Linked DNA regions of Homo sapiens: regions 1, 2 and 4 are each linked to region 3. Evidence: chromatin loops called from intact Hi-C (ENCODE). Cell type or tissue: endothelial cell of umbilical vein. All regions are shown on one strand. Each heading gives the region's core, and the rest is flanking DNA. Links, peaks and the distances in the headings are about the cores only. Region 1 has its middle 420 kb from the start of LINC00687. Region 2 has its middle 62 kb from the start of LINC02871. Region 3 overlaps SLX4IP (SLX4 interacting protein). Region 4 has its middle 100 kb from the start of LINC02871.

The links. A loop is a pair of places that touch in the nucleus more often than their neighbours do. Peaks named below come from ENCODE experiments on the same cell type or tissue, not always from the same donor. Only the 100,000 strongest peaks of a DNase experiment are listed, where the experiment ranks them.
Region 1: it touches region 3 in a loop (7-fold over the local background); 2 of 110 quality-filtered maps call a loop at or near these places.
Region 2: it touches region 3 in a loop (9-fold over the local background); 2 of 110 quality-filtered maps call a loop at or near these places.
Region 4: it touches region 3 in a loop (2.7-fold over the local background); 7 of 110 quality-filtered maps call a loop at or near these places.

The regions. Positions count from the first base shown.
Region 1 is chr20:11,451,740-11,459,647 of GRCh38, forward strand. No RefSeq gene overlaps it. Among named protein-coding and RNA genes, the nearest start is that of LINC00687, 420 kb to the right of the region's middle. In endothelial cell of umbilical vein, for the core only: no CTCF peak of the experiment used is centred there; DNase peaks (open chromatin) are centred at 1,912 and 3,712; H3K27ac peaks cover 3,503 bases.
Region 2 is chr20:10,960,734-10,968,641 of GRCh38, forward strand. No RefSeq gene overlaps it. Among named protein-coding and RNA genes, the nearest start is that of LINC02871, 62 kb to the right of the region's middle. In endothelial cell of umbilical vein, for the core only: no CTCF peak of the experiment used is centred there; DNase peaks (open chromatin) are centred at 1,368 and 3,178; H3K27ac peaks cover 1,655 bases.
Region 3 is chr20:10,549,868-10,557,775 of GRCh38, forward strand. SLX4IP (SLX4 interacting protein) reads left to right here. Exons shown (of 8, transcript NM_001009608.3): 3 at 6,364-6,453. Among named protein-coding and RNA genes, the nearest start is that of MIR6870, 96 kb to the right of the region's middle. In endothelial cell of umbilical vein, for the core only: a CTCF peak has its summit at 3,677 (motif pointing left); a DNase peak (open chromatin) is centred at 3,694; H3K27ac peaks cover 267 bases.
Region 4 is chr20:10,922,058-10,929,965 of GRCh38, forward strand. No RefSeq gene overlaps it. Among named protein-coding and RNA genes, the nearest start is that of LINC02871, 100 kb to the right of the region's middle. In endothelial cell of umbilical vein, for the core only: no CTCF peak of the experiment used is centred there; a DNase peak (open chromatin) is centred at 3,894; H3K27ac peaks cover 1,019 bases.

The DNA.
Region 1 (7,908 bases), core at 1,508-6,507, 900 kb after region 3:
CTTGCATGATGGAAAACTTTGAGTGAAGATATGAACAAAAACAATGGGTTGCGTTAATCCTTTTCAACCTGGGAAAAGGCATCCACACCTGTCAATTTGGGGTGGTTGCCCAGGAGGGAACTGTGGGAATACAGCCATGGGAGAATTAGAGCTGAGTTGCCAGGCAGGCCAGATAATTCCTTCTTTAACAGCTTGAAGCCCGGGAGTCACATTTCCTACTTACAAAAAGCTTTCCAGGACGTAACCAAATCTGCGGTTTCCCAGGAGGTCTTGGCTTGTCTCACCAACAGCCCATGTCCTTGGAAGACACAAGCTTTTGTTGTTTTGGGGGAAATTTGGGTTGTGAGTGTGCTCAACACACCCCTGGCAGAGCCTGGATGAGAGAAAGAGGCTCATCTTTCAAGTCCTCTGCCACTCCCTTTGAAACAGGGCTGTTTTTAAAGGGCCTCGAGACTTACTTCCTGGCTGCGACTTCAAAGCACAGATGAATGCTTGATTTAGAGCTCCGGGGCCTCCATGTCTATTATTATTATTGTAAAATACGAACAAGTCAGCCACGTGTTTATAAACGTCCCATGACAGCAAACTCACTGGCTAGAGGATGCAACATTAGGCTGTGTCTGCACCAGAGGTAGGGAGGCTTTGCCAAGGGGGGCAAGCCCAAGTAAGGTTCGTTAAATGCCATGAAAAAAAAATGCTTCTGGAGCACAAGGCGCAGGAGCATTTCCTCATTTTTGGTGAGCATTGTGTTCGTTTATTAAGAAATGGTCACTGACAGCAATACTGTCTGCCATGTTCACATATTCTGAGAATGCAGAACAAACTTGTGACTCAGAGGGCTGAGAGAAAGCTGTAAGGAGTTGGGGAAGGGAGCTCAACATTACTGTTATAATTGAACTAAGGGCTCAGGCCTTTATCAGCCCACCAGGCTATCAGACGGCGGGGTAATGTGACTGTAAGTCTTTGCCTACGAATGAGTTCAGTGCATTTCCTGAAAGTAAGTGAAAATTGAATTTATTGGTTTACTTTCTGTTTTCTTGGCAGGTGAGATAGAACAGGTATAAACTCATATTAGTATAAACTAATGAGCAAAAAAATAAAAAAGAAAAGAAAGAAACAGCAATCAAAAGCAACAGAACACAAAGTAAAGAAAAAGATAAATACAGAAAAAAATGAACAAAGGGGTGTCTTGGTTCAGGTTCCTTAGAAGCAGGGCTTAAAACAAGAACTCAGGTGTGCATGATATATTGAGGGAGGACTCGTAGAAGAAGAGAAGAGAGAAACAGGAAGAGGTAGGGGTGTAGACTGAGATGGAATCTAGCCTTAGCCTGATGCAGTGGTAAGCTCTGGAGCATGACCTGAACAAGAGTTGGTGTTAATTTGAGGCAAGAAGACTGTCCTTTCATACTTCAGTGTTAGTTGAGCTTCCTGGATGGGGGTTAAGGGAGAATAGCCCTCAGGCTGATGGCTCTTGCTGAAAGCAGTTCTCTGAGGAGGGAGCGGCTGTGAGCCATTAGCAGCCCACTTACAGCAGCAAGGCAGATGGGTCTGCAAGCCAGCAAAGAATATCTACAAGACACCAACAGTATCCACTCCAGGGGCCTATTGGAGTGATAGCCAGAAATCATCCTCCTTGCCAAGAACCACTCTGCATCTCTCACTCCTTCATTATCTACGTGTGGGATAGATTAATGTGGCCTAAAGCAATGGGCTCTGAAACATTGGTCCCTTGGAAGGTTTGGAATTGCATTTAAAAATTCCCATCCCCTATATCCTAGTAAATTCTACGTTTAAATCGATGTCACCAGAGAAGATCTTCCACATGTGAACAAGAAGACAGGCCCAAGGATGCTTGTTGAAGCATTATTTGCAATGATGAAATAAGATAACATTCTGAAGGTTCACCAATGGGGCAACAGGAAATGAATTGTGATGTGTCATTCCCTAGATCACTGTGTACCAGATAAGTGAACTCACTGATACATATAGAAAACCTGAAGTTGAATGAAAAAAGCAAGATGCAGTGCAATGAAAATAATATGGTATATGTAGATAACATTTTTAAATATAGGCACAAAATATTGTTATGCTTTCATCTCATACACACATACATAAATGTGTTATATATAATACATATTTATTTGTCAAAATATTTTTTAAAGTTTAAAAGAAAATATAGCAGACTCATCAAGGAGGTGAGAATGAAAATGGAATTTGGGATGAGGTCAAAGCGTTTTCAACTATATCTATAATATTGCATTTTTCTAAAAAAAAAATTTTTAAATTTTAAGTAATTAAGCCCCTAAGTAATTAAGCATGCAAGGTAAGGTACTACTAGGAAGTATGCATGTGAGGAACCAATGGGCCAGGGTGTTTTAGCCCTGACCTTGTACACATCCAGTCTGGCTTCATAGACACATGTTGCAGAATGGCAAGGAAATAGTTGGGATAGCAAAGGGTTCAGCAAGAGGTCAAATGGGACAAGGGAAATAAAGAGCAAGATGAAGACTCTGAAGAGGAATCCCCTACTTTCATAGATATTTCTAGAACCATTGTTGGCCCCAGTGACACAGTTTACCAATCTTCAGTTATAGCAATGCTGTTCCCTATGCATATGTACCTTAATCTTACAGATCATTTGTTTCAGGCATTTTTTACTTGATTAGTTTCCAATACATTGTTTAGATTTCTTTAGATTCGGAGAGAAGGCCCAAAACATAAAACAATTTATAATTAGAAGTCTGAAGCTATAAAAGTCACCTAACATTTGTGCATACTATTTTCAAAGATGTGGAATTGTGTTACATACTTAAAACAGCATCCTTCTAAGTGTATTACAATGATCTGCTTTACTCAAAGTCTACTGATCTCTCAAAGACTCCTTGATCTCTCAATATGTTTTATTTTATATAATTCAAAGAGAAAACAAAGGAGGATCCCTTGGTTACGTATCTTCTGGAAATATTGGGTTACAGCTAATCATCTTTCTGTATTGTCTGACTTCTCCAAATCTTTAATATTCCACAGTGGGCTGTGAATGCACAAGTGTGAAACATAGTATGCAATATTTCCCTAACCTATTTGCACAGAGAATTATTTGTTATTGGGGCTTTCCTCCCCACACCAGACTTTAGAAAATACAGACCTAGAATTTAACCAGTAGATCAAATGAAACTTTAGTTTTATGTTTAAAACAAAGTTGAAAAACACGCTTCTCTAATCACATGAGTGTTTTTCTCTTTGGATTGAGACTCCTCTGCCCAAATTTGTATATAGCTTAGTGTGTATAACAGGGGAGGGGAGGGATTTCAACTACTCCTTGGAGCTGTCAAGTACTGAATCCCACTGATTAGCAAGGAGTTTCTCTCAACGTCTGAACAGCTTCTTGCCCTGGAGTAATATGTCGCTGAGTCATAGGGAAACATTGCTTGGTAATAATTGATGTACAGCTAAATCTTCTAAGCACTTTTTAACTATACAAATGCTTCTTGCCCCCACGAACAATGAACAAGAGAAGAGGCTTCCTTTTAACTTTAAATTAACTAGCATTTCAAAGAGTTCCAGAACATCTTTCAAACTCACTTCTCTGAGGACATCTAAATAGGACCAGTGACTCCCTGAAGGCACCTTCTACCCCAGAGCTCTGTTTCCTTTAGATACTGAAGTACAATAAAGTTGCTTTATAGTCATAGAGGAAATAAACAGGCTGCTGTTCTCAAAGAATGCGAAGCCCTTACCTGTGCCTTGAAGATAGGAACGTTTATGAGTCCCAGGGGACAGGGACAGCCCCCGGATGTGAGTAGTTTCCAGAGAAACAAGTTGATCTGAAGTTTTTCCTGGAGAGTTGGAAAATCTGCCACATGTCATCCAGCGCTTATTTCTTTGGTGGGTTTTACACTTGGGTGTCATTCAGCAGTTTTATGAGAGCAAGACAATGGATAGAGAAGCCATAAAAAAAATTCTTCTAGTTCTTTAAGGTATGAGTCATCTTTACCATTGAAACCTTTGGTCACAGCCTGAATAGAAGAGGCAACATGCACTGCTTTTTTTTTTTTTTTTTTTTTTTTTGGTAGGGGTGGAGGGAGAAGAGTTTTCAAATGTGTTGCTTCCATTCAGGAGGGAAAGATTATTTAGGGATCTATTGATTTTTCATATGTGGTTTGATTGCATTTTCCCTCACTTGAGTTTCTGGATGTGCTCATAGATTGAACCTCAGTTATGTGGGAACTTTCAGTGTCAGTTTCTAAGAGTAAGAGGCACGGCAGCATTAATTTGACCTTCTCCATGATAAGGGATCCATTTTAGAAACAGTAATAATAGCTCACACTTGTTGAACACTTATTTGTTGTCAGGACCTGATATAAATGTTTCATATGTCTTTACTTATTTAATGTGCATAGCAGCTACAATGCAGTAGTTGTGGTAGATTGTGCAAAAGTGGCTGCAATTCTCCAACCTTCCCTGTATCTGCATCCCTTTGCAATGTAACTGCAACTCCTTGCATCAAGAGATGAAGTCAATATCCTCACCTTCTAAATCTGGGCTAACTCCCTCGTGGCTCTGTGATTAGAGGTGCTGGCTGACCTTGGGTGGCCCCAGATGGATGGCTCCTCTGGCTTCCTCCACATGGTCTCTTATCCTTCAGCTAACTAGCCCAGGCTTGCTCACCTGGCTGATGGACAGGGTCTAAGAGAAGAAAGACAAGGGCAAGGCCTTTTTGAGGTCTAGGTTCGGAAATGCCACAACAATACTTCTCCTACATGCTGTCAGACAAAGAAAGTCATAGTGGCCAACCCAGATTTGAGGGGTAAACAATAATCTACCTATTGATGGGAGTTGCCACAAAGTCACACTACAAAGGGCCTGAATACAGGAAGAGCCATTTTCCCCCATGGGTTTCAAATGACCATGAGAATCCACATTGCCATCATCTAGAACAGTAAAAAGTGAACTAATGATTAATACATTCAAACATCAGCTCTTCATTAAGTTGCTTCTGAAGTGGATACTGCACAATCTTGTAAATGATTATTCATGGTCTTTTCACATAAGTCACCCAATAGTTTGACATTGTCTTTCAATTTTCTCCTTTATATCATTAGTTCCTTTACTTTTAAGGCAGACTTGGACAAAATTCATTGTTTATTATATAATAAGTATAGTGAGTATACCACTCCAAAGAGGACTGGACAAAGCAAGAAGACAAAAACCTGATGCAGTGCTTTTCAACAAGAAGGTACATATTAGAATTACCTGGGGAATGTTCTCAAACTTCTTTCCCTACCTCCATTCTGAGGCATATGTTTATTTCCAGGGCAAGGAAGATGAAGACAAGCACTTGTGTTCAAACAAGCCCTTGGATAACTCTAATACGCATTTCCTTCACTTCTCCTCCTCAGTTAAGAATGTCTGCCTAACAATTTGATGGAGTTGTTTGAATACCTTTGATAAGGTGAAATTATTGTGGCAGTATAATTAGAACAATGTGTTTTCATACAAGCTCTTCTATGTTATAGCTAAGAAACCTTGAGAAAGTCACTGGTCTTCTGGGAGCCTCAGTTTCTTCATCTCTAAAATGGGGATCATAATAACTTGCCCATCTCAGAGGCTCAAATGAGATAATTAGGAGAAAAAAAGTGCTTTGCAAACTGTAAAACTCTAAAAAACTGAAAGGAATAGAAACGTTTAGTAACTTCCCTTAATTATGCCAAAGCCCTGCAAGTTAGTCTAGAGTATTCTGTATGAAATATTCTAAAAGTGAATCCTGCCATTTCCTGACAGGCGTCAGTCATTTATCTTTCCCATGATCTCTCTGAATGAGACTTTCCAAATCTAGTTAATTCCTATCTTTTAATATACACCACTGTAGTGTTGGAATGCTGCCGGAGATTTGGAAACGGGCTCAGAGATGAAGTTAAGAGGTCATTTTGCTGTTACTGTGCACTTACCACAAAAATGTGGCTTTGTGGTTATTCGACAAAAAGGTGTAATAATTACTTGCAGTGACTGTATAGAGGCATGTTTGAAAAACAGAATTTTAGAGGAAGGAAAGTCAATAACTTACATGTGTGCTGTGAGGAGGGAAATAGAACTAGAAATAGTTTGGAGACGGTTGCTTTTCATAGAGGAGTAGGATCAGACAGATGGGGGGCAAGTTGAAGAGTAAGCTCCCTGAAGGTTAACAGCTTCTCAGTTTTGTGGACACACACACACACACACATCTGAAATTTGATCCAGATTATAATATATGTGAAAAGCAAGTTGTGAGACAGTGTATATCCTTAGATTTCACAAGCCATAGGTAGAAGAGGCCACCACTGTGTTGGAACCCAATATTCTTTCTCAGCGGTGGGAGCAGGACCACCATGTGTACCATTCTATGGGAGCCATCTACACCACAGGCTGAGTGTCAGCCTTGGGTGGGAGAGACACTTATGTGTACATCATTTACACAAAACGATGGATAATTGCCACATTTCAAGTTACCTATTCCATTTGAAGTTGTGAAAGGTAAATGTTTTCACTTCTAAGAAAACTTTGCCCTTTTCTCTCATTTCAGAGGGAACAACACAGAGACTCAGAAAGGATAATCCACTGTCTCTGGTCCCACAGCAGTTGAACCCAGGTAGATAATCAGATCTGAATTGTTCTGTTTTTTTTGTCAACATGTTTCAGAAAGTTATGGTAGCCACCAACTGAGCTATTTCCTAATCCCCTTCTGCTAGAAGTGCCCCTATGTTTGCTCATTACGGTGTTGACGGTTATTTCACTTCTATACTTAGGGGGCCTTCGGGGATTCTACCGGCGACTTCTCAGAAGCCGTATTTATGCACTACCCAGAAGGAAAGGCCTGCAGTGTCTAAAATAGTTATAAAATGTCTGTGAGATTTGAGTGGGGTCTGCTTTTTTCTCCTTTCTTTTCTTTTTTACTCCCTCTGCCTTGTTTCATTTTATGACCACTCACTGGTAAACTGACGCTGGAACAGCAGGTTGAAATGCCTTTCAAGCGCTTTGATTGCCACCATGAAAACAAACTGCTTTTTGGCCTTGTGTAGACACGATGTCTGAGAATTATTATAGTCAGTCTTTGCTCATGATTCCATGAAACTCTCCAATTCTGCAGCAAGCCCCATATTGCAGCTTTTCCAATTCACAGCCCAGCATACATGCAAGATTCCTTGGAGTATCTTTAAGATTTTGGGTTCTATAAAACAGCTCCCGCTCATAAAAGCACACACAAACTTACCATTGTTGAGTGTTTTTTAAATAGAATCAGGAACGAATCTGTGACCTTGTGGCCCTGAGGTGGGAACACTATCTATAAAGTTGCCCAGACATTCTGCCTGTCAGTAGGACATTTTCATTGAACATAAGTATAAAAAAAGAAGGAGCCAGAATAGGCCAAAATTTTTTACATGCCACAGCTCACTTTATGCATTTTAAACCTTGTTAACATTTGCTAACAAGAAAGTTAAGAACTTTGAGCTATAAAAATAGGAATGTCTTGCTAACTAAATAAATATATGTGTGAACTTTGGGTTCTGCTCCTTGCTCTGGACCGGCTCATGATCATGCAAAAGGAAAAAGAAAAAATTAAAAGGAGCCTAGTTTGGGCTTGTAAAATCTCTAACAAGTCCTTAGAGTTTTCTTCCTTGCATGTTTCTCAGAGTTTCTGTTGATTGCATCTTTTAGCAGAATTGAAATTCACATGAGTCATTCAGTTGCTGATCATCAGTAGAATTGTGAAGATTCTGAAGTGTTTAGATTTACCTTTTAAATATTAGCAAGATCACACTAAGAATGTAGAAACAACAGAGAGAACTAAGTACTGACTGGATGGAAGCTTTAACTTTTGGAAGCAGAGTTGCCTGGGGCATCCTTCTCCATTGTCACTGTTCATCAATTTCC
Region 2 (7,908 bases), core at 1,149-6,148, 410 kb after region 3:
AAAAGGTTATCATATGGCACATGAAGCCAAGTGCTTGGCTCAGAGGAGATTAATTAATGTGCTGTGTTGACTGCATCAGGTGTAGGGGGGACATCTGTGAGGCTAAGCCTCAGCCTAATTTATAGGAAGAAGGCTTCCTGACTTTAATTCTAGTTAGCTTTGCAATAACCTTTCTAATTCCCCAATAGCCCTTCTCCCTTTGATCAAACTATCTCTAAGAATTTTCTACTCTAATGAATGACTAAATCAAACTGTTCCTTTAATTAAGCGGAGTACCGACATCTTTGAGAAAAAGTCATTAGACACCTTTCGATCCCAAGCTTGTATAAAATCTGGAAGAGCTGAGGAAATCAGAAGCATATCTAAGACCGACTTGCAGAACCAATATAAAGAATATATGAGGGCTTTTGGAAGAGAAGCCTCTCTCTTGCCCCATTTCTACCAGGACAAAACTCTAAAGTCAAAGCACTTTGGATCCCACTATGTGATGGGTACAAAATGAAGTTTTAAAGTGATAATTTTTAAAGGCTTATTGCAAAGAGGCATGAATTATTCCTCTTTAGCCAGAAGAGGAGTGCGCTCTCAATATGTGTCTTCTTCAAGTCTACCCCCACCATCCACATAACGAAGATATACTGATCACCTGTATCACGTATTGAAAGATCCCCAAACCCTTGGCAGTTTGTGCAATGAACATTTTCACTGGTCATTAGTGATCCTCATTAAAGAAACCTATTGAAGAGAGGGCGGAGGCATCCTGCCAGTCTGAAAGGGGTTATTAAAAAAATCCTTGTTATATTAAAAAAATCTTTGTTACTCTCGATGCTTCATTTTGAAGGCATGAGGTTCTCACTGGATATTGCATAAGATTGTACCATAAGAGCAGCTTAAGAAATTAATAAATCTAGCTCAGGATAGAGATTTTTTTAATCAGAGAAGAGTCATTCCAAATTCTGTATTGTTGGTAAAATTAGCTGTCTGTGAATCAGAAGAATGTTAAGGTAATATGACAGGGGAAATACTTTCAGTGAAAATGATTCTCTATGGTTGATCCTGGCTGCAAAATTTTCTGCCAACAGAAATTGATGTCTGTGTTGGTGCTATTACCCTCACTTTGCTGCACTGCCACTCCCATGCTGTGGCCAGGCAGAGAAACACTTGAACACCATGTTCATGGACATCAATTTATCTTTCAAGACATCATGATATTATTGTGTTATTAAAAAGAAGAAAGTGGAGTCTACTCCCTTCTTGCTTAATCTACCTCCAGTCCTGTAACTGGTGTGAAACCTGAGTTTTACAGTTGGAGGGCAACTGCCACATGACCTCCCCTCTTCTACGGAGTCATGCCATCAAACTGCCCTTTCTCTTTATTATTATTTATTGTTCCTTGAACTCAGCAAGCAAAAGTGGCTCATATAATAACTCTGGCAGTGCCAAAACAAACAGACACAGTACTGCCCTGAGCTGCTTGAGGTTTAGAGACACAAATGATATTGTACAAAAGAGAAATGTAGAACAACTGCAGAATGGAGGAGGTGTATTTCCCCTGTGTCCCCTTTCTCTTGCTATTTACTCCACACTCTTTGACTCAATGAAGGAAACGTACGTGAAATATATACCTTCATGTCTGAATAATTTTAAAACGTTGAGAAGATTTAGACATTTCAATAATTCTCACAAAAATGTTTAAACAATTCTACAGATTTAGAATTTTAGTTCTTGCCAGAAAACTAATTCAACTTAATTTTGGGGATGGTTCTTGAAAAAAACACTATTAAATACTATTGTTAAATACTATTAAATACTATTTTTAAATACTATTAAGTATGGGAAGGAAATGCAGAAGGAATGAGCAGGGCATTTGGGGAGAACTGAAATCACTTAATATTTCACCAGAACACTCCTTTTTAACATGTTATTAAACATTTTAACTTGAAATCCTATATTTTATTATGTGTAAACCTTGGGTTGGAAACATCCCCTGGAATTAGTTGAAAAGGTAAAAAAAATTTATGCATAGAAGGAGTTACGTCTTGCTAGAGACTCAAATGATTATCAAATTAGTAAATAAATGAATAAATTAATTACTACTTGATTTCTTTGCCATTAAATCTCTTTTCCTGTCTTTCCTCCTGTATTCCTCCCTTCAAAAATAATTGTCAGTTACTATAGCTTCTTCTCCCACCCAGTTAAAAAATATTTTGTTAACCTTTGCCCATTTGGTGGTCTGGACATTTGCTGTTGTTTTCTGTCCAGAATCTCTTCTCTCTTCTGTTAAAAGTATTAATGTTTCTTGAAGACCTTTCTTCCTTCACAATCAGGTCATGTGATTTGATTAGAGCTGACCTGCCCCCATGTTTCAGGTGGTTATGTCATGACCCAGGCTCAATAGATGAACATGTGACCCACGCTCACTAGATGAACATGTGACCCACATCTGTCCAATTACAGTGAATCTCAGTACTTTTGCTGGTGGTGTAGGAAGTATGGAAGGAAGTCAAGGATGAAGGTGGTATAGGTGGTCTTGTCTGTCCACCGGCATTGCTAAGAGGAGAAGAAATTGGTCTGGGGCTGTAGTGCACTATCTTGTCACCTCGAGTTGTGGTGGTGAGGTCCTTTTTGAAAGGAGTCCACCAAGAAAGTCCATGATTTCAAGATGTTCTGAAGACATCATCTGAGTTTCTAGATGTACCGGTTCCTGAAACAAGATATTGGCTATTGAGACAATAAAATCCCCCCGGCCCCACTTTTTTTAATGCCTGTTGAATTGGGTTTGCTGTCAATTTGCCAGAAGGGTTTAGACAAATGCATCTCCCCCAAACACACACCCACATCTGTGTTTTAGAGAAGAGCATAAATCAGAAACAGCAGTGTTTTCTAGTACATCTTTCTTTGTTCTTACTATCAACTACTAATTTTCTTGGTGTCTTCCTTGGTATTTTCATGTAAAGTAAATGCTGCATGAATTACTCAATGAATTATTATTTTTTTCTGTGAATAGAACATGCCAGTTATACTTTAGGTTATTAATTTGTAATTGTTAGAGCCAGGGGTTAAATTGTGCAACAGTCAAGTCCCTCCCTCATTACCATGCTTTGGCTGAATCCTGTCTCCAGAGAGAGGAAATGTTTCTGTTACTCTCCCTCTTCCTGAGGAAGCATGTCTCCAGCCTTGCAAAGTCATCAAGACTGAAAAAATCACCACCAGGCTGTGATAACAGGACAGATCCCTCCCATGCTGCAAATTATGCTGTCTCCCCACTGAAGCCACTCGCCTCTGTAGTGTCCTCATCACTGAGTGATTGGCTTTTCCTGAAACAAACACACACAGCATGTGCTATACATGTAGACAATCAGGAAAACTTCAGAAAAAAAGGAAAGAGAAAAGGAAGGTGTGTTTTATGTTCTACTAGTAATAACATGATAGCTTTTATTACTTCTAACTTTATTTCTTCTTGGTTTGACTCACTTTCAGGAGGTGATGTGGTGTGCAGGCCCTGTGGTTTTATCTTGAATCCTGGCTCTTCGGTTTAGCAAGGATACTATCTGGGCAAATAACTAATTTCTATGCTGTATTCCCCTATTTGCTAAAAAGTATTAATACATACCTCATGGTGATGTCAGAGTTAAATGAGATAATATACCTACAGCACTTAAGACAGTGTCTTGAACATGGCAAGTACTCGATTAAGGTCAGCTGATGTTTAGTAGCTGGACAGTTTCTCTCTTTCCTCCTCACACCACTCTTCCTTCTCCCAACCCAGGTTAGACTTATCCCTTTCTTTGCTAACTATAACAGGTAGCTCCCCACAGAGTATAATTTGAGAAGCCTCAGAAAGATGTCTCTTGTACTAAAATATTTATCCTTTAGTCCCTGTTGAAATTTTCCTTTCAACCACATTCTGGAATTAACATTGAAGTTCCCTAGTAAAATGCAAAAGCATCAGTCATTATACACTTTGAATTTATCAATTGATTCCTAGACATCAGATTCTGGGGATATGAGGCACAGGAAGAATCAGTCAGAGAAGACAGGCTAAAACTCAGGGGTGTGTTTTGTCTCTGATTTCAGAGCTTTAGGAGAGATGAGAATGGGATGCTAAGAGAAGGAGATAACCTACCTGGCCAACCACATTGCCAGATTCAACTGGTGAATAGTAGGTGATGGACGTTAGGATGAGAGTTCCATCACATCTTTGTGAAATGCTGTGGTGGGGAGTCCAAGATTGATGCCCAAGTTGGCTGAAATAAAGCTCCTCTAGGTATCAGTTAGGAGTCATTCAGGAGAACAGAAACTGATCTAATCTGAAACCAGAAAAATTTAAAACAGAGTTGGACACATAGTTGCTGGAACATCTGCGACGCCAAATAGAAGCTGCTAAAGAAATACAAAGATTTGCAAAAGCAGGATGCCATTATCTTTCCTGAGGTTAGATGCATAAAGAAGGAGGTAGTGTCTCTGAGGCTGGAAGCTAAGCCCACCTAGCAAAAGCAGGAGCCTTAGCTGCCTCTCTGACAAGAACCAGAGCCATGGAGAAGGCACAGTTGCTACCTGAGACATTGCCTATGACAGAGAAGGATGGGGGAAATGCCCTGTACTCTCCTTTCTTTCTGCTCTTTAACCTCCTGCCAGCATCTCTCATTGGGTGAATGTGGGTGGAAGTCAGCTGGTACAGAAGCCTGGAAAACAGAGGCTGCAGGACCCACCTCCATGGTAGGCGGCGCAGTTTAGGAGATGGGACTAAGAATGACGTGAGAACAATGAAGCGATGGTCACAGTGCTGAGAAGGTGAAGGAAAACTATTATGGTCAACTAAGTAGGCGACATTGAAGAATTTGAGGTGTCAAAGGTCCTCTTTACGTTTGCCATATTACGTTTGCCATACATGTTGAGGATTTTGGCTTAGTTTTTAGTCTGGACCTAGATGTAGACTATTATACACCTCACTTCCTTAGTTTTTCTCAATGGTAGTCATGGAGTCTGCATTAGAAACAGTTGTACTGGTAGTTCAACATGCTAATTCCTGGGCCTCACATCAGGTCTTCTGAATACATTTTCCTTATTATGGGGTCCACTGGTTTGGTTATTTCTATGTTATTGAGATTTGTGTTTATAGTGGTTTTTTTTTCTATTTAAAATTGGGACAATCACTCTCCGAGCAAGCTTTGCTTGTTTTCTCTCTTTGATGATGGGTGATCCTGTTCTTATGAAGTTCTAGTCTATTGGCCTGTTTAATATCCGCCCAAAGGTTCTGCCCAGGACTTAGACTGCTGATGAGAAATGTCTCTTTTCCAAAGATTGATGGTTTAACTCAAGAGAAGGGCAACACATTCTCAAGCATTTTAACAGATCTCCCATCCCAGGAACAGAGTTGCACAATTGAAAAAGTTAGAAATAGAAACCAGAGGAATTCCTTGGTGCAAGAGGTCAGTGAGATAGACTTCCCAGCTGGACTGCATAGCATGCTGCTCATGGCCTTGGGAAGCCATTTCGGGCATTTGAAGCCAATTGCTTTGCATTTCCTTCAATGCTGTTGTAAACGATTTTATTTTTATAGCTATAACTGGTGGTGTAATGAGCATAGGCCTGAGTCATAGATGCTTGGATTTAGTATTCCTTTGGTGCATAAGGTAAGGTCTGTGTCCTCTCCGACCCTGTTTCTCATCCTTAAAATGAGCATAGTTGCTTTGCTTCCCTTGCAGAGTAGTTGGAAAAATCACCTATATTAATTGAATGATTTCTTTATTGAGTTCACCCATGTACTAGGTCTCATATTAGAAATATAAAGACAGCATTCTTGTCTTTGACATGATTGCAACTTCTTAAAGATAATTTGTATTTGAAAGCAGCCTACACTTTGCAATGCTCTGTTGAGTTGAAAATTATTATTTAAAATACTGTAATAAAGTCAGATGGGCTTTTCCTAATGGCTACACTTGCAGTTGAGGTGGGTAGATATTAGTTTTCTGCTTAGGGGATCTAAGGGACGATGTCAACATTTTTAACCCGAGGACCTCCAGAAGGCAGTCAACTATGCTAAGCTTGCTATTGGCAGGCAAAAGTCCTCACTAAGGAGAGGAAAAAGAAAGAGTAAGAGGAAGAGGATTAAAAGATGTGAAAATAAAAAAGACTGGGATGAAATGTAATGACAAGTAGTGTATAGCTACCAATGTCCACTGAAGTTACTATTTAAGGCACCTCCTGCCAAATAATTTCGTCCCTCTGAAGCATTTTATGAAGTGTTTACAACTAGAAATTATAAAAATGTGAGCAAAAATCTGTTTTTAAAACACCTCCCAAACTTGCCTTTACTGTTTTGGAACTTGTTTCTTCTTACTCATAAATTATTGCTTACATGTGTTATTTTTGTTTTGTTGTGTTTTTCTTCTGATGGAATGATAAGCTCTCTTTTATTTTTTCAACTTGGGATGACATGTTGTACTATTCATTAAGCACTTCTAATATTTTACCTGATGCTTTATTTATTTTGTCACAGTTATTTTCAAGCTTTAACTGCATCAGAATTACCTGGGCAGCTTGTTAAAACACATATGACTGAGCCCCACCTCCAGAGCTTCTGATTCTGTTTCTAGTCTGTGGGATGTGGTCTAATAACCTCCTATTTGAACAAATGCTGATCCTGCTGGTTCAGGAGGAACCACTTCTTTAACATTTCAATAATATTGTTGAATATTTCCTCCCTTGGGCCTCTATTTTCCTGTGTTGGGTTGTCTCTCTTCTTACAGAATATAGTTATTATAGAACATTTTAATAGAATCTAATATGGTAAATCCATGGGTTTTTGTGCATTTCTTATGCAGGAAGTTTATATTCCAAAATATCTGTGGGACCCTTTCAATGAATGGTTCTCTTCTCATGTAGGCCATGGTCTAGGTAAACAGAGAGGAAATGCTTCCATATTCCCAACTCCTGAGTTCTAAAATAGAAACATGATATTGTGGCTTGGACAGGTACACTAAATTTATCACATCAATATTGTAAAGAATCATCTCTGGTGCTCAAGAGTAATCCCAACAGTGTAGATATGATTTCTGTTTTGGCTCATATGAGAAGCCCTGGCAAGAGGAGGAGAAGTGGATCGTTGGTTGCTGGCTTTGCACTGAGTTATGCCACTTTTCAGCTGCATGACTTTTTGGCAAAATCTAGGATTTTGTTACCTCAATTGTGAAATGGGAAAAATGACCATTTGCCAGATACATGGAGTTGCTGGGAGGTTCAAGGCTGCTAAATATGTAAATTATGATGGATTCATTGGTTGCTTCTCATTAGGTCCAGGTTTGTCTTCTTTTCCTGCTATGTTGCTTTGGACTGAGATGTTGCTGTCTCCATTTTGGATGTAGTGACAGATGCTGTGCAACATAGAATGGAAAATCTCCTTCCCTGGTGATCTTTACAAGATAAGGCATTATCACGTCATAGGAAAATCTCCCTTCATCCCTTGAAGCTGTATTAACGCTGTTGGTTTCATGAGTTTGTTTAACATGCATGATGGGTGAGCTGTCAAAATCTCTATCAAGGGCAGAAGTCTCTTATTTTGGTACAGAAGCAGATTTGGGCAAAAGAAATATAATTACATTTTTTCTATTGCTTTGTAGGATCTTTGTCAGTAGCTAACTAGATGGACTTGAAGTTACCAAAGGAGAATTATAGCAGATTATACTGAATCAGATGCATTCTCATAGTAGCGAACAATTTTTTTTCTTTTTTTTTATTACTATTATACTTTAAGTTTTAGGGTACATGTGCACAACGTGCAGGTTTGTTACATATGTATACATGTGCCATGTTGGTGTGCTGCACCCATTAACTCATCATTTAGCATTAGGTATATCTCCTAATGCTATCCCTCCCCCCTCCCCCCACCCCAAAACAGTTCCCGGTGTC
Region 3 (7,908 bases), core at 1,298-6,297:
TGATTGTTTAATCACATCACTATAAAATTTTGCATTGTAAGATATATGCAGTTTGTGGTAATATGAAAATATTTAATATGTTTTCTAGAACTTTTTTGTAAAATTCACACTCCAGGAAGAAAATTTCCATGTCTTCTGAGGAAGCCTTTAGGAGAAACTCTTTCTAGCTGTAGTATCAGAAATGATTCAGTTATCCTCAGCATGAATTCCTTCTCATCTTCTTGACTCTGATTGGTGCTGTATTTTTCACATTTGTACCTAGGAATCTCAGAGCCAGATGTTGCAGAGACTTGGGACTATGGTGGGAATTTCGTGCAGGCCTATCATCGGTTTCATCTTATGTTTTTACCCTTGTTTGCTTTTACTTATTCTCCCCATTTTTAATCTTTGCCTCGTTACTTGAAGCTGCCTTATACCCTCAATGCCAGGTAGGTGTAAAATGCCAATGACGATTTGTGTGGCTTCTCAGCGACAGACCCATGTATGTAAGCTGCCTCTGGAAACCCAGTGGGCGTGGTAGAAACGGACCACATGCCTTGGGCCTCACCCTTGTCCTTCCTCTCCCTCACACCCAACCACATCCTCTTACTTCTGTCTTCTGAGTGTCCCTCAAATGTGCCCCTTCCCCTTCACCTCGAGATCACCTTGCTTGATCTCTTATTTGGGTTCCTGCAGTGGCTTTGAACCTGTCTGCCTGGCTCCAGTGATTTCCCCTTGCCCGCCCATGCTCCACACTCCTACCCAAGAGAGCCCTCCAGCCCACCAGCCTCCTCAGCCTGTCCAGGGCCCCTCTGTGGCCTGAGCCTTCCTGCCCTATTGGCCCCATCTGCCAGCAATGCCCTGTGTTTCTGCATTGAGACTCTTTTCCGTCTCCAAAGCACGCGAGCTCTTTCTCTGCATGGGGCGTTATTCATTTTTCCTTCTGCACTCCTTTCCCTGTTCCTCAGTACTTGACTGCGACACCACCTCCCCTTCCCTCACCTTCCTCAGGCAGAGCTGTCACTCCGCTCCCTCTGGTACTTGGGTATGTGCCGTGGTCACACATGCCACAGTGCCCAGCTGCTGCCCCTCCCTCTCTCAGGGCCTGGCTAGTGCCCCTGTGAAACTCAGCAGGTGTTTCAGATGATCAATGAGTGCATGAGAGAATGTGGGGACCTTTCTACATCTCTTAAGAGTTCTGAGTCTGCTCCAGAGATGGCTTTGTGGGTGAGAAATGTTAATATTTTCACCTTTATTCTTATATTTAATGTAAACACAGAAGACAAGACCTCCCACCTCCGAGGACTTGGAAATAGTGTGAGTTGCACCTCTGGAATTCTTAGGAAAGAGATAGGAAAAATAACCAACACGTTCAGTTGGCAGTGAGTTTCCAGTGAAGTAATCCTAAGATTCTTGTATTCCCATTTCACGAAATATGAAAAATGACTGCTTGTTGTTGCTGATGGCAGAGTTGTCGCTACTCCAGAATAGGGAGAGAGGAAGTTGTTCTATGATGTATCAGTGCACTGGGCCGAATAGTAACGGCTTGGTCCCTGGAAAGGGCTTAGAGCTCTCCCTTTGCAGACAAGGCTGTGATTTGCCCAATTCTTGGGGCTAACTTGTTCTGTCATTTGTTTTTTTCATTTGTCTTCCTTTCATTAAATATTAAGTATTCACTGAGGGCTGGTAGTGTGTTGGTCACTGGGGATGCAAGATTGGCAGAGGTATAGACCTGTCTCCATGGCTTATAGCCTAGGATGGGGGCCCTACATGGACCAGTCACTTAATGTAGAAATAAATAATCACATGAAGAATGGGCTGGTCCAGAGCAGGGAAAGAGAAACTGTTCAGAATAGCTTCACAGAGTTGACCACACTCCTGCTAGGGTTCGAGGATGCATAGGATCTCAACAAGCATGGAAGCAGCGAGGCAAGTTGTAATGTAAGCCAAGGATGAAAACGTCAGGTGCAGGAGACAAAGACATGGGCCTCATTAGAGCTTGTGAGTTGCTGCTCTGAGCTGCAGCAGGAGTGGACTGATCCGATTTATAGGTTAGAGATTTCCCAGATATGCATTGAGGGTTCATCCAGGACACCAACAGAAGTGACTGTAATCTTCCAAGTGGGAGAAGATAGGAGCAGCAGAGCAAGAGAGAAGTGTGTGTGAGAACGCTCTAAAAAATTAAAATGGACAAGATGCGTGACTGATTCTGGAGGGTTAGGGGAAGGGAGGAGTTGGGGGTGACACCCCTGTTGTTGGCTGAATCCTCTGGGTGGAGGGGATAGAAGCCAGACCAGACCCTGGCTGGGGGACTCGCAGCCCAGTGCATGCAATGTGAAGCTATTCCTAGCAGCCTGATGGTTGCTCAAGAGGTGGCTTGGCCTCTGCAGAGTGACCAGTTCTGGGCTGAGAAAGAAGTGATGGTTACCATGTTGCTTCTCTCAGAAGAAAGCTGGAGAGTTGATCTTCTGAGACTAGAAATAACCTTCTCCTAATTAGGAGGAGGAGAAAGGGAGGCTGTGCTGCTGGCAGTGTAAGAAGCTTTCTTTTCTTTTTTTTTTCTTTTTTTTTTTCACTTCTGTTTTCTCATGAGTGACAAGAAGCAAAGCTTTGAGAGCAGGGAACTTTGGAAAGGCAGAATACCTCTGCCTAGTGTGGGAGGGAGTTGAGAGAGCTCAGAACTGCAGGCTGCAGAGGGAGAGCCCCCTGCGGGGGAGGGGACTGCCTGCCAAACAGTGGAGGCTTCCAGAAACCCCAGGAAAGTCTGCTCACCACAGTAAGATTTGACAATTTATTTTTCTAAAAAGAGACATTCTACTCAATCTGTTTATTTTCAAACTTAGACTAGGTTATTTGTGATCAAAGTCACAAAATGGTGAGAAAAATACCAAATTGGACCTTACTATTAGGTTAATTCTTCAGCAAGCTGCTGTTACAGTATCAATTCAAGTTGCTTAAGCTTAAGATTCCCCTCCCCCCACCCCCTTTTTTTTTTTAAAGAATTAGTTTTGCGGTGGTAGGAGGGTTACAAGAAAAAAAAACAATTAGTTTTGCTAATGAAAAGGTAGCAGTGAACTTGGTTTAGATTAAAAAATCAGGAAAGAGCACCTGTAGGAACCTGCAATAAAATGTGTTGAGACATGTTTTACCGCTTTGGAAGGGCTTTTATTCCAGAATCCTTGGAACTTCAATGGGCCTGTGATTGAATTCAGAGGCCAGTGAACTTGCATGGGAAAAAGTTACGTCTTTATTGTGATCAAGTTCTAGTAAATTTAGTTTTCCTTTTTATTATGAACGTGGGATTCATAATCAAAATATGAATAATATTAGCAGTATTTGTCACCATTAGAAATTATAGCTCTTTTCATATTACATTAAGGTTGTTGCAGATAATGAAGATATCATTTATGCTTATCGCCACTTCAGATTTGTAGTAGTACTAGATCCATCACTATGTGACAAGACCCAATGCCTTAATAAACAAGGACATACATTCCTATGTCTCAAATTTTTCTTTCGTTAAGATAACTGTACTTCAGTGTAATTGGTTTTCTTGTTAATCCTATGTGTTGTGTTTCATGCATTTAAAAATATTATTCTGAGCAACTTTCATCAGCTTCACAGTTGGCTAAATAAGTCCATGGCACAGGAAAGGTTAATATTCCGTGGCTAAGATCCTGTAGTTGTGGCATGCGACCTCCACCTGGTGGCAGCATACTCCTTAAAGGTTAAATTCTGTAACCAACAGTTGAGAAGGACTTTAACAGTATACTTGAGTGGTTTTCAAACATTTTTTATTACAACCCACAATAAGAAATAGGCTTTCCATCATAACTGAGTACACACTTACTTACATTTCACAAAACAATTCTTGATCTAACCATATGACACATTGATATTTTGTATTGCATTCTAATATTATCTTCAGTTCTCTTTCATTAAAATAAAATGCTGGTTGCAACACACTAAACTGTAACACACTAAAGTGCACTCTTTTACATCGTAGGAAACCATCTTTCAACATGCTTCACAGTTTATTACCTGGTAAACTTCATTTGGGTCTCCCACACATTTTCAGGGACGTAATACCTACATTTTAAATAACTGCCAACAAGTATGAGTGCATTTTACACAGTGTTTAAAAATTGTTTATTATTGATGTATAATTTAAATATAGTGAAAGGAACTGATTGCAGTGTATACATAACATACCCCATCAAGATACAGAATAGTCTTATCACATACAAAGTTCCTTTGTGACAGTTCTCACCCAGTTTTTTACCCCCCTGGGAAATTACTGTTTTGATTCCTTTCATCACACGTTGATTTTGCTGTTTTAGAATTATATATAGATGGAACCATACAGTATATGTTATTTTGGTCTGGTTTCTTTTGCTCAACCTAATGTTTTTGAGATGAATACATGTTGAGTCTATCGGTAGTGTGGTGAGTAGTGTTCCCTTGCATGAATATGGCACAATTTGTTCTCTTGTTGTAGACTTTTGGGTTGTCTTCACGTTGGGTTATTATAAATAAAACTTCCATGAATATTTGCATACAAGTCTTTGTGTGCACATATACTTCATCTCTCTTGAGTAAACACCTGGGAAGGAATCATTGGCTCAGTTGATAAGTAAATGTACGTTTAGCTACAGGAAACTGACAAACCCATTTGCCAGAGTGGTTAGACCATCTTACATTTCCACTGGGAAAGTATGAGAGTCTGGGTTGTTCCATATCCTTACCAACATTTCATGTTATGTCAGTCTTTTTAACTGTAGTCATTCTGGTGGGTATTGTAGTTGTATCTCTTGGTGGTTTTAATTTTAATTTGCCTGATGACTAATGATATTGAACACTTTTTTCATTTTCTTATTAGCCATTCATTTATCCTATTTGTGAAGTGTCTATTCAAACTCAGGTTTTTTGTTTTGCTTTTTTTAAAAATATCAGTTTGTAGGAGTTCTTTACATATTTTGGGTACCAGTCCTTTTTGCCAGATACATGTATTTTTGAATACATAAATACATTTCTCCCAGTCTGTAACATACCTATTTATTTTATTAGTGGTGCTTTTTTCGTTAACAGAAATTTTTAATTTTGAAAATTTAACAATTTTACAACTATTTTTCTCAATATTTGGTGCTTTCTGGATCCTAAGAAATCTTTTCCTATTCCAAAGATCAGGAAGATAGTTTTGGCTTTTTTGTCTAGGTGTGTGATCCATCTCAAATTAAATTTTGTATATAGCGTGAGGTAGGTGTCAAGTTTCACTTTATATTTACATCTGATGGTCTAACCATTTGTTGAAACTACTTTCCTTTCACTGTTGATATATAGGACAGAATTTAAAAAAAAAAAAACAAAACTGTCCAGCCAAGGAAGTGAAAAAACTGAACCTCTGAGTCTCATAAACCGAATCTCTGGGTCTCTCAGACCATCCCCAACCTTGGTGTCCCATTCCTTACCAAATTAGTTTGTTCACAGTTATCTTGTGATTCTCAGAAATTACTTCACTCATATGTGAGGATTTATAAGGCAACAACTTTTCACAGGGTCTGTAACTGTGCTATCCAGTATGGAACCACTAGCTACATGTAGCTACTTAAATTTAATTTAAATTTTATTAAAAATGTAGCTTATCAGTTACAATAGCCACATTTTAAGTGCTCAGCAGCCACATATGGCCACATACGGCCACATATGGCTATCTTATTGAACAGCATATATATAGAATATTTCCATTATTTTCTAAAGTGCTGGACAGCGCTAGCCTATAGAATAAGAACAGAGTCAGGCTTTGTACAGTTTTGTAGCATACTTTAATGAATTTTGTTTTGTTTTGTTAACTAGCATTCAGTATGTATCTTTATCTTCTTGCTTATTTCTCATTCTTCCATGTTCCTATTTCAATTCCAAAGTGTACCGTCCTAGCCAATCCTTTTGTCCGTCTAAAAATGCAGTATCTTATATCTGTTATTTGCTGCTTAGAAGAAAGAATTCCCCTGGCTGTGCATGGAATCATTCTTTTGTGGAGCCTACCTAGTACTGACCTATTTAACTTCTCTCGATGCTTCACGTCTTCCAACTGCTGCCGGGATGCTTGGACATCCCCTTTCAAGGTGCAGCCCAGAGACAGATATTTTGTCTTTCCTGTCTTGATTAACATTGCATCTCTCCTTAGCATTTCCACTGTAAATGTTAAACTTAGGGAAAGTAGTAGATTATGACCTGTAACCATGTTCTTTATTAAAAGTTCTGTCTAGTAGTGAACTTTGTTGCCATTTCATCATGAGCAACCACATAGGAATTTGTGAGATTTTCTCTCATTGTTTGCTGGGCATGAGCCGCACAGACACTGACTCTGCCATTAATGTCTTTCAGTGTGGGAATTTTGCTGTCCTCGTGGATCTTCATATCTTGCCACAAGGTTCAAACAAAGATACAAGCTGGTTTTCTGAACAGAAGAAAGAGGTACAACAAAACTTTCTACTATTTAATTGCAAGTAGCTGCTGCTGCTATAAGAAATATCAGCTCTTTCCAGCTTTCATTTCTGTTAGTGGGAAAAAAATGTTGCGTATTTAATCCTTGAAAAACAATTGTATTCCCAATGACAGACACATATGCACCCACTTTTTTTTTCCTTCAGAAACTGACACATTCATAAACTTCATATGATACTGTATTATTTAAACCAGACATTTTATACCTCTTTGTTTTGGGGGAAGGATTTCTATATATTCAAAAAGAGGAGAAGAAGAAGAAGAAGTTAAAGTGACTATTTCAGTAATCAGGGATTTTAACCTGACTGGTTGTGAAGGATGGCCTGAGCACCTGAAGCAGGTGTGGCAGTTAACACAAGGCTGAACCTTCACACCCATCTTAAAGCCTCAGCTTTTATTTTCTATCATCCTTGTATTATCATGAGCCTTTGACAAGTCAGGAAATACTTGACGGTGTTCCTTCTCACAATGGTCAGTCAGGAAAGCCAGTAGCCGGGGGCTTAGCAGAGCATGATGCTGGACTTCACTGAGCCTCAGCCTCCTCATCTGAAAGTGAAGAGGTTTGCCTAGATGCCAAATTCACTCCTGGTTCTAAGTTTCAACAATCCCACCCAAGTGCTGCTTGTGGTGGAGGCTTACAAGCTGCACTGAGCTCTCACCATTGCTTTGCCTCCTTCTCTGATCCCTGCTCACCAGAGAGCAGGAGTAACCAGCTTGTGGCTTTTACACACCTTTAAAAATATCATTATCCGTGATGTCCATTTACCACAGTTGCTTTTTAGACTGAGAAATAAAAATCAGATTTGTTAAAATATAGTATATGGCGAAGAAACTATTGACAGTGGTGAAAAAACAAAAAGCCACCCTTTTCTGTGATAATTGCTTTTAATTAGCTTTTGGAGCTCACTAGAAAAAAGATCCCCACCCCCCAAAAAAGATTTTATAGGATAATACATTTTCATTCAAAGGATAATATTATCAAGACTTTGCTGTCATTATTTTGCAAAGAATACCTGGTGACCTAAAGCTGAGAAAAGGAAGGCACAAGGTTCTGTATGGTGGGATTTATCATTCAGGTAAATAACTGTGGACTCTTCTCTTCAGGACTTTTAAATATTTAGCAAGTCAATCAACATCTCCTACTGCCACTTACCTTCATATAATTCCACTCCTAGCTTACTAACGCATGTTGCTGTGATTCAAAACTGTTCACTCGTTTCCCCAAAGTGACCAATAGTCACCCAAGGGGACCTCACCCCAAAATCTTCTGACTTGACTTAAATTAACAATGTTATGGAATCCACCATTCCAGGCCTGTTCTCCATTCCCTTTCGGCTTTGCCACCTTAGACCTTTATCGGCCTTAGACCTTTCTTGTTAATATTGAGTCCGTTTTGCCCAAGATTCAGTTAATTTGGAATGCTTT
Region 4 (7,908 bases), core at 1,407-6,406, 370 kb after region 3:
CTGTAGGGATATGAGGAAGTGTCCATGAAATTTCAAGGTTACATATCCTACTATCATTCCAGAAATAGTATGCTTGCAGTTTATTTTTTGTAAATTCAAGAAAATCTTACAAAATTCTTATGAGACTGAGTGATTCAAAACCTCTTTCCTTTCAGGCTCATGCAAAATTCTCACAGGTGATCTAAAAATGCAAATTTTGATTCATGGGACAAGTAGAATCCTTCAGATCTTGTAGTTGGCTTGAGTGCTAGCATATGGCCTATAGTATTAAGGCGAAATGGAGAAAAAAGCGTGAAAAGACAAAAGACAATTTATGCGAGCCTCAGGACGAAACTTGGAAAAAAACTCAGTTTCTACCTTCTTAATTCAAACAGCCATTAAAAGACTAATGACTACATAATATAGCATTAAAATATCCATGCACAAACACACACATTTTTCATTATTTTACCCACATTATGCATGTGACCTCTGTACATAAAATATAAAAGAATGTCAGAAATAGCAAAGTTGCCAAGGTTACACAGAGACTGCTATTTTAGATGATCTAAAAAATTTTAATGATCGCACACATAGATCTGAGAGATGCAGAGGCACACAGCTGTAGCCTTAGAACCCAGCTTTATTTACCATCTGTCTGTTAGCACCATGAATCTTGGCTGAGAGCTGCTCTGCAGATCTGAGAATTCTGTCTTCTTTTCCAAGCACTCTGGGCTGAGTTTTTCAGGGGATTAATGGAACCTAGAAGTAATGTTTCCCTGCTCCCAAACTTGGGGCAAAACAAGGGCAGGTTATTAACTTCAAGGCAGGTTATTAACTTAGTTATGGGCTCTTCATATGCTTTTGCTTGTAACTGTGTGGCAGACTAGACATTTAGTCACTTACCTTCTGTAAGGGAAGTCACTTAATGTAGATGCTCAAGGAATCCCACGTCCAAATACGGTCATTGCTGAATTTGATGGGAGAAAAAAAGGACTGTATTTTTGCTGGCTAATGCGGCATTTCTGGATGTTCATTAAGCTGTTAAAAAATGTGAAATGATGACTCACTGTGAAGCCTTCCCAACCCCCTTCCCTGCTCCAATTTGCCTGCGGCTTGAAGGAATGTATACTGACTTGAGTTAAAGAAGAAACTTGTGGTTTCCATTATAGTCTGTAAACATCGATTGCTGAAAGCCTCAAGTGTGCTATCATCTCCTGCCACACACATGCTTTATATACAGTTCATCTTGGAAAACAGATTGGGAGAGCACCGTGTTTACAACTCCAGAGTAACCCAACTAATGGGGGGCTGGTCTGCCTGGGGGTCTCGAGACCATCACTGTTAACAGTGGAGGTCCCCTCTGATGTCTTTTAAGCCAAAGTATCAAGAGAGAAGCCAAAGACAAGCCTCATTAAAGAAAGATCTTCCTGGTACCCACAGTGGTTCTTTGCTGCTTTATCATCAGCAAAAGAGACATAAAAAAATCTTTGCTTCTCTTTTAGGTTGTATCCTTAGGCCTTATTCTTGATGTCATTGAAAAGTTGGTTTATCTATTATTTCCAAGGCCACTGGCAATGCTATCATTTTTGATTAATGATTAGTTTATGGCTAAGTAGTATTCCATGGTTAGGTGATGGTTATATTGAAAGCCCAGATTTCAGCACTATGTAATATAGCCATGTAACAAAATTGCATTTGTACCCCCTAAATCTATTTTTAAAAAGTTTAATTTAATTATGCAGGAGTGGCAGCAGAATGCAAACCATCCAGGGAATTATTCTGGTAGTGCCTGATGGATTTAAATAATACCAAGAGAAAGACTGCAGAGGGTATCCTGAGATTTGCATGACATCCTGACCAGGGTTGATAAGAAGAGCTAAATGGATAAGTTTCTTCTGGAAGGAGATATCATGGATGTGGTATGGGTAGAAAAAGTACAAGATGCAGCATCAGAGGATTCGAATGTGCCTTCTGGCTTTGACATTCAGTGGCTTTGTGACCTAGGGCACTGCTTCTTAGACATTAACATGGGTACATATCACCTGGGGGGTTTGTTAAATGCAGATTCTGATTCAGTAGGTGTGGGTGGGGCCTAAGGCTGCCCACCCTGGTCATCTTGCACCTGGCTGTGAGAAATAGAGAACCTGGCAAGGCTCCTAACCCACGTAAGTCTCAGTTTCTTCTTTAATAACACGGGGTTTAGAATGATGCCAACCTTCCAGGGTTATTGGGACTCATGGCACTGGTAAGAGTTCCTGGCACAGGCACTGGCATGGAGAAGACAAGTATTGGATATTGGCTTTGGGATCCCAGAATCTTAGTGATTAGTGATGGAAAACATCTGAGGAAGGACCTAGTTTTAACCCCTCATTTCACAGGTGAAGAAAGCAAGGTGTGTGTATGGGCTCAGTAAGACATGACAACTGTGCCTGCTCTTTGAGTCTAAATAGAGGTCCAGTGGACAGAGGTGTCTGGTTTGTATTTATGGTGGGTGTGACTTGAGTCTCTGGCAACATCTGACCTATGATTTGATATAAAATGAATCATTGTTGCAAATGTTTCACTTCCCTGCTCTTTCTCCACCCCCCTTTATTTATTTATTTATTTTAATAAACGAAGGCAGTCCTATGACAGGCCATGCTAATATCTTTTATTCCAAACAGAATGGGCTAGGAGTCAGTGATTTCATGCATATGGAGCTAAAAGTGTTTGCTTTTCCCTGATGTCTCCCTTCCCACCCCTCCTGACTCTGAGCTTTCACAATCCTTTCCTCAGCTCTTAAGAATGCTAGGCAGGCTAGCTGTCATCCTCAATCAAATAACATGATCAGTAAACACTATAAAATTATACCTTTCTGCTTTGCAGTAGTGGAGAAGGTACTAATGATGCAATGAAAGCTAATTAAAAACTCATAAATCTCACAGTCTTTTGAGTTTGGTGAGTGGCTAAGAAGAAAGGGTTGATTCCACAGCCTGCTTACTAAGAACTCAATGGTCCTTATTAGGAAGTAGCTCTCACTGTCTGCTTCTCTTTACTGAGACTTGTACAGTTGTTGAAAGAACTGCCACATGGCTCAGCTTTGAAGAGGGCCATGCTTACTAGGTTTCCCAGTTTTTAGTCTTGTATTTGCTATAACTCACTGTCAGCTGTCAGAGCCAGTTGTCTATGAGTATGATGCTAATGATGTTGGAGGCTTCACCCCAGACATGTGTGTAGGACTCCATACAAAAAGACAGTTTATTCTCTGACCTAAGACCGCACAGCTCATGATGGCCTAATTTCCTTGAACATAAGGAGGTCCAGGAGAGAGAGCAGATGGCTGGCTTGATGGACCCTGAAACCTCTGCTGGGCAGAAAGAAGACCCATGTGCTGGGAAACATGGGTCAGTTACCTCATCATAGTTTATAAAGGGTAGCCCACAGCAGTAGATGAAGGGAAATAGGGAGATGGTGTGTTCTTCAAGGGATGGCAGAGGGAGATATATGGGTTTAGGGCAAGCCATAGGATTGAATAATAGAGATGGCTGGGGATAATGGGACCCCAAACCTGAATATGAATAGTAGTATCTTCACTTCCTGGTTATTGTTTCAGGAGGGCAATTACTAACTTTACCTGGTCTGAAGTCCTACCTGACCAATATATAGATCTTAAGGCACCATCTGAGGACTTCTAGACTCTGAGGGTCCTAAGCATATGACTGCTGGTGAGTGATAAAAATGTAGGAAGTCAGTAAGTCTGACTGTAGAGGCCCCATTGCTTTGTAGAAACAATGATTAGCAACCAGCAGAGTGGATGTGGAAGATTGCAAAAATGGCCCGAATTATTCACCCTTCCTGTTTGTTCTCCCATCTCTTGAATCTGAGCTGGCCTTATGAGTTGCTTTGGCCAAAAGTCTAGTGAAAGTGATAGTGTGACATGTCTAAGCCAAGGATACAAGAAGCCTTGAACACTTCCACTTGTTCTCCGGGACTCCTGTGACCATCATGTAAACTTCCTGCAGGAAGATGAATCATGGAGAATAGCCATCCCAGTTAAGTCCATCATAGACTACTCAGGCCCCAGTAGGTCTATCCTGCAATGGGGCAGATATGTGAGCAAGTCCCGTGAAGATCAGTTTAGCCCATCCAAGAGCAGAGGAACTCATATATTTGTGAACTAAATAAATTCTTGGTTTTTCTTTCAACATTTCTTAATGAGAAATTTCAAACATACAGAAAAATTAAAAGAATTGTAGAGTGAACAACCATATACCTAATATTTTACTGTTTATTTTTTTAAATCACATATCCATCCATCCACCACCATCCTTCCTTTCATCTATCAATCCATTTCCTTTTTTCATGGTGATCATTGTTTTAAGCTACTAAATTTGGGGATGATTTGTTATACAAGAATTATTTTTGGTAGTAGGTAACTGATACCAATGACATAATATAAAAGAAAGCTTATTTTGGGAAATAAGTGAAGATTCCAAGAATGAAGTGGCTGATTTGGGCTTCTTTGCATAACAGTGTTTTCTTACTAAAGGGTACTGATGAGATCTACTTTTCTGGGAGGAAGAATTTTGACCAGAAGTTGTGAAATGGCTCAGGGTTTATCTGCAAGCAGAGGACCCTTACCAGACTATATTACTTCCCTGTGCTTTGTGACTCCCCAGCAGGTAGGAATGCTCATGACTTTTTGACTGGAAGAGTAGATACTTAGAAAGCAGCTGTCCATGGGGATGAGGGGGAGGAATGTCCCTTACGTATGCATTCACTTCCATGGCTTCTAAGTGCTTCACACAGGTATATGCTCATTTTTACATCAGTCTCATGAGGAAAATGTCTTATAGATTTGGAAATCAGATCTCAGAGAGGTTTTTCATCTGCCCAATGTCAGTTTAAGGTCGATCTAAGACTCAAACCCAGGCTTGTACATTTTACATTCCAATGCTCTTTCCATACTAAACTCTGCTTTTTCGTTGTCATACAAAAAAAAAAGAAGAAGAAGAAGAAGAAGAAGAAGAAGCATGGCAAGTGAAATTCGGAATAAGAAAGATGAAAAAAGAGAAAAGAGGCATTGGGGATACATGCCAAGTGATCGATTTATTCTAAACTTGTTCCTGTCAAGAAATATTTATCTCAGCTATTTCCAAATGTCTGGCACTGTGCTGGGTTTGTTGACTGGCATGAGTTGTGGAAACCAGCTTTGTCCTGAGAAACTTGCTGTCGAAGTTGATGTGAAAAGACACAGGGCAAATGACTCTGGTATTGGCATCTCAGACTCCCAGCTCACCTCTGATTTCAGCCCACATGAGGGGGACAGTTCCATGAACTAAAGGCTCAACTCCAGCTGTCAGCTTCTCATTTCAAGGGTATGCTGAGTGGCTTTCTCTTTTCTGTCCCAGGGCTTTCTGCCAAGCCATGGCAACTTGAGCTCATTTGGCTTTTAAGTGCCACTCAGAAGACCTGTGGAATCAATACCCTAGGAGGTGATGCTCAACCAGTGAGGGATGAGATCTGGTGAGTAGATACTCCGGCGGCCTACCTTTTACTCTGACAATTCTGGGAGGTATTTGCCTGCTTCTTAGTGTATCTCATAGAACTGAGCCTTGGTGTCTACAGCAGCAACCTTGATAATGCATTCTTGTGTTAGCTTTTCCTCCCTCCCTATCTCATTCTCTCTGTTCTCTGTCTCCTGATTCCAAGGCCTTTTCCCCAAAAAGCCAACTAAGTTCACATCTTGTTTCAGGTTCTGCTTTCCCACAGCTAAGACAGAAAAAACAAAACATATTCTTACAAATAAAATCATGAATAATATGGTAATACAATATTATGAGACAGTAGGACATGAAGGACAGATACATATGTATACACACCATATATAACAGCTAATACAGGGATTTAAGAAACAAGAAAACGCTAAAAACACTGGGGTCGCTGGAGTCAAGCCTTTAAGTGAGAATATGATTTCAATACATTGTTAAACGGAATTCTGGGCATGGGAATCTGTGGGAGGGAATTTTTCTGGGATTCTTACAAACCTCTGTTTTTTTATGCTTTACTAAATGTCAGCCATTAACAGTGCTGAAGTATCTAGTGGAAACTTTAATCACCAAGTGCCCACCATGAAATAATGACTCGCTGACTGCCAATGCTATGTGAAACCCAAGTTGTTTTCATTTTTTTCTATCTTTGATTGTGACACAATTTTATTAGGGTTGACCCCTTATATTTTAGAAATGATCATATAGCTCCATTCCACGGTAGGATATTTAGGAGCACATTCAATGCCAAAATTACTAAATTATATAGAGTCCTAGGGACAAGTGGGTTGGGAAAGCCAGGGCTGGGTTGTGATCGAACTTGTCGTTCAAAGAGAAGTGCAAATGCCATGTGGCTTTTAAATTAAAACCAGATGGCAAACAGTATTTGGTAGGTCTTGGTTCTTCCCCAGTTGTCTAATGCTCAGAAGTCTGAAGATAAGTGGAGATATTTTTGCCACAGTGAAATTCTGGCATTTGTAGCCACTTGCCTTGATTTCCATCATGAAAGGCTCGTTTTGAAGCATGACTCACAGAGGAGGCCGTGAGGAAAAGCTCCAATGAGAGGGTGGTCCCCTTGGGTCAGCGATTAGGCTAGAGAAAGGGCAGGGTGGGGCGATTTGGGCTGCAGCTTCCTATATAGTGCTGGATATTGTTTTAAGCAGACAGCCTTATTTTGTAGGACTAATTTCTCTCTTGCTCTTCATCAGCCCAGTGCTTGAAAGGCAAGAAAGTCACAGAGGAAAAGAAAGAGGAAATTCATAAGGGAAAGAAAATATCTGCATATCACAGAAAGCATAAACAAAATGTAAAACTTTAATAATAGGCACCCATAGGCAGATGAAAGCAGATGAAGTGAAATCTCCTCCACCACCTCCCAAGTTACCACATCTGCACAACTATCTGTTGAAAACACTTTAAAAGCTCCAAACATTAACTATTTTGTTGTTTTCAAAGTTTATAACCTTTTCCCCTTTTGCTCAGCTGTGTTCTAATGACTTTTTTTTTTCTGTTAAAGAGCATTGGTTTATGAGAACAGGATGTTTGTATTAAATATTAAATCCTCAAGGCTTCCTTCAGCTGAAGGTCCCAGCTTGGCTTCAGTTTTGATTGAAATAGACAAACCTATGTTCCTACAGAACTACAGAGAGTACAAAGAGTTTGTCAAATCTTGATAGTGGAACCCGGCATTGGGCCAAGAACAGGATAATTGGTTAAAGTCTGCATAGTTCTTTGAAGATGCAAAGTACTGTGTAATTCTAAGTCATATTGAAAGTTGAGCCAGCCCTTGAGGGCCTGATTCTAGGGGACAGCAGACTATACACCTCCCCGATGGTCTTTTGAGGAGCAAAGTTATTGTCTCGTGTAGATGAACTGGACTCTTCATGGGAGCCATCTGGGTTCTAGAAATTGGCCTCCAGCTCTGGGGTATCTAATCTTACTCCTTCTTGGAGACTTAATTACAGGCTCAGTGTCATCTTTGGCTTTCAGGGCTCTGCAATGTCCTGGAAGGTATCCTATAGTTCACATGAAAACATTCTGGGTGTAAGAGGTAGAACTCTGAGAAAACAGTCAAATATTATATATCTTAGGATTTCCAACTAGTCTCTGATAAAACAGACTTCAAACCAACAAAGACAAAAAAAAAAAAAGACAAAGAAGGGCATTACATAATGGTAAAGGGATCAATGCAACAAGAAGAGCTAACTATCCTAAATGTATATGCACCCAATACAGGAGCACTCAGATTCATAAAGCAAGTTCTTAGAGATGTACAAAGAGACTTAGACTCTCACACAATAAGAGTGGTATACTTTAACACACCACTGTCAGTATTAGACAGATCAATGCGACAGATAATTAATAAGGATATTCAGGACTTGAACTCAGCTCTGGACCA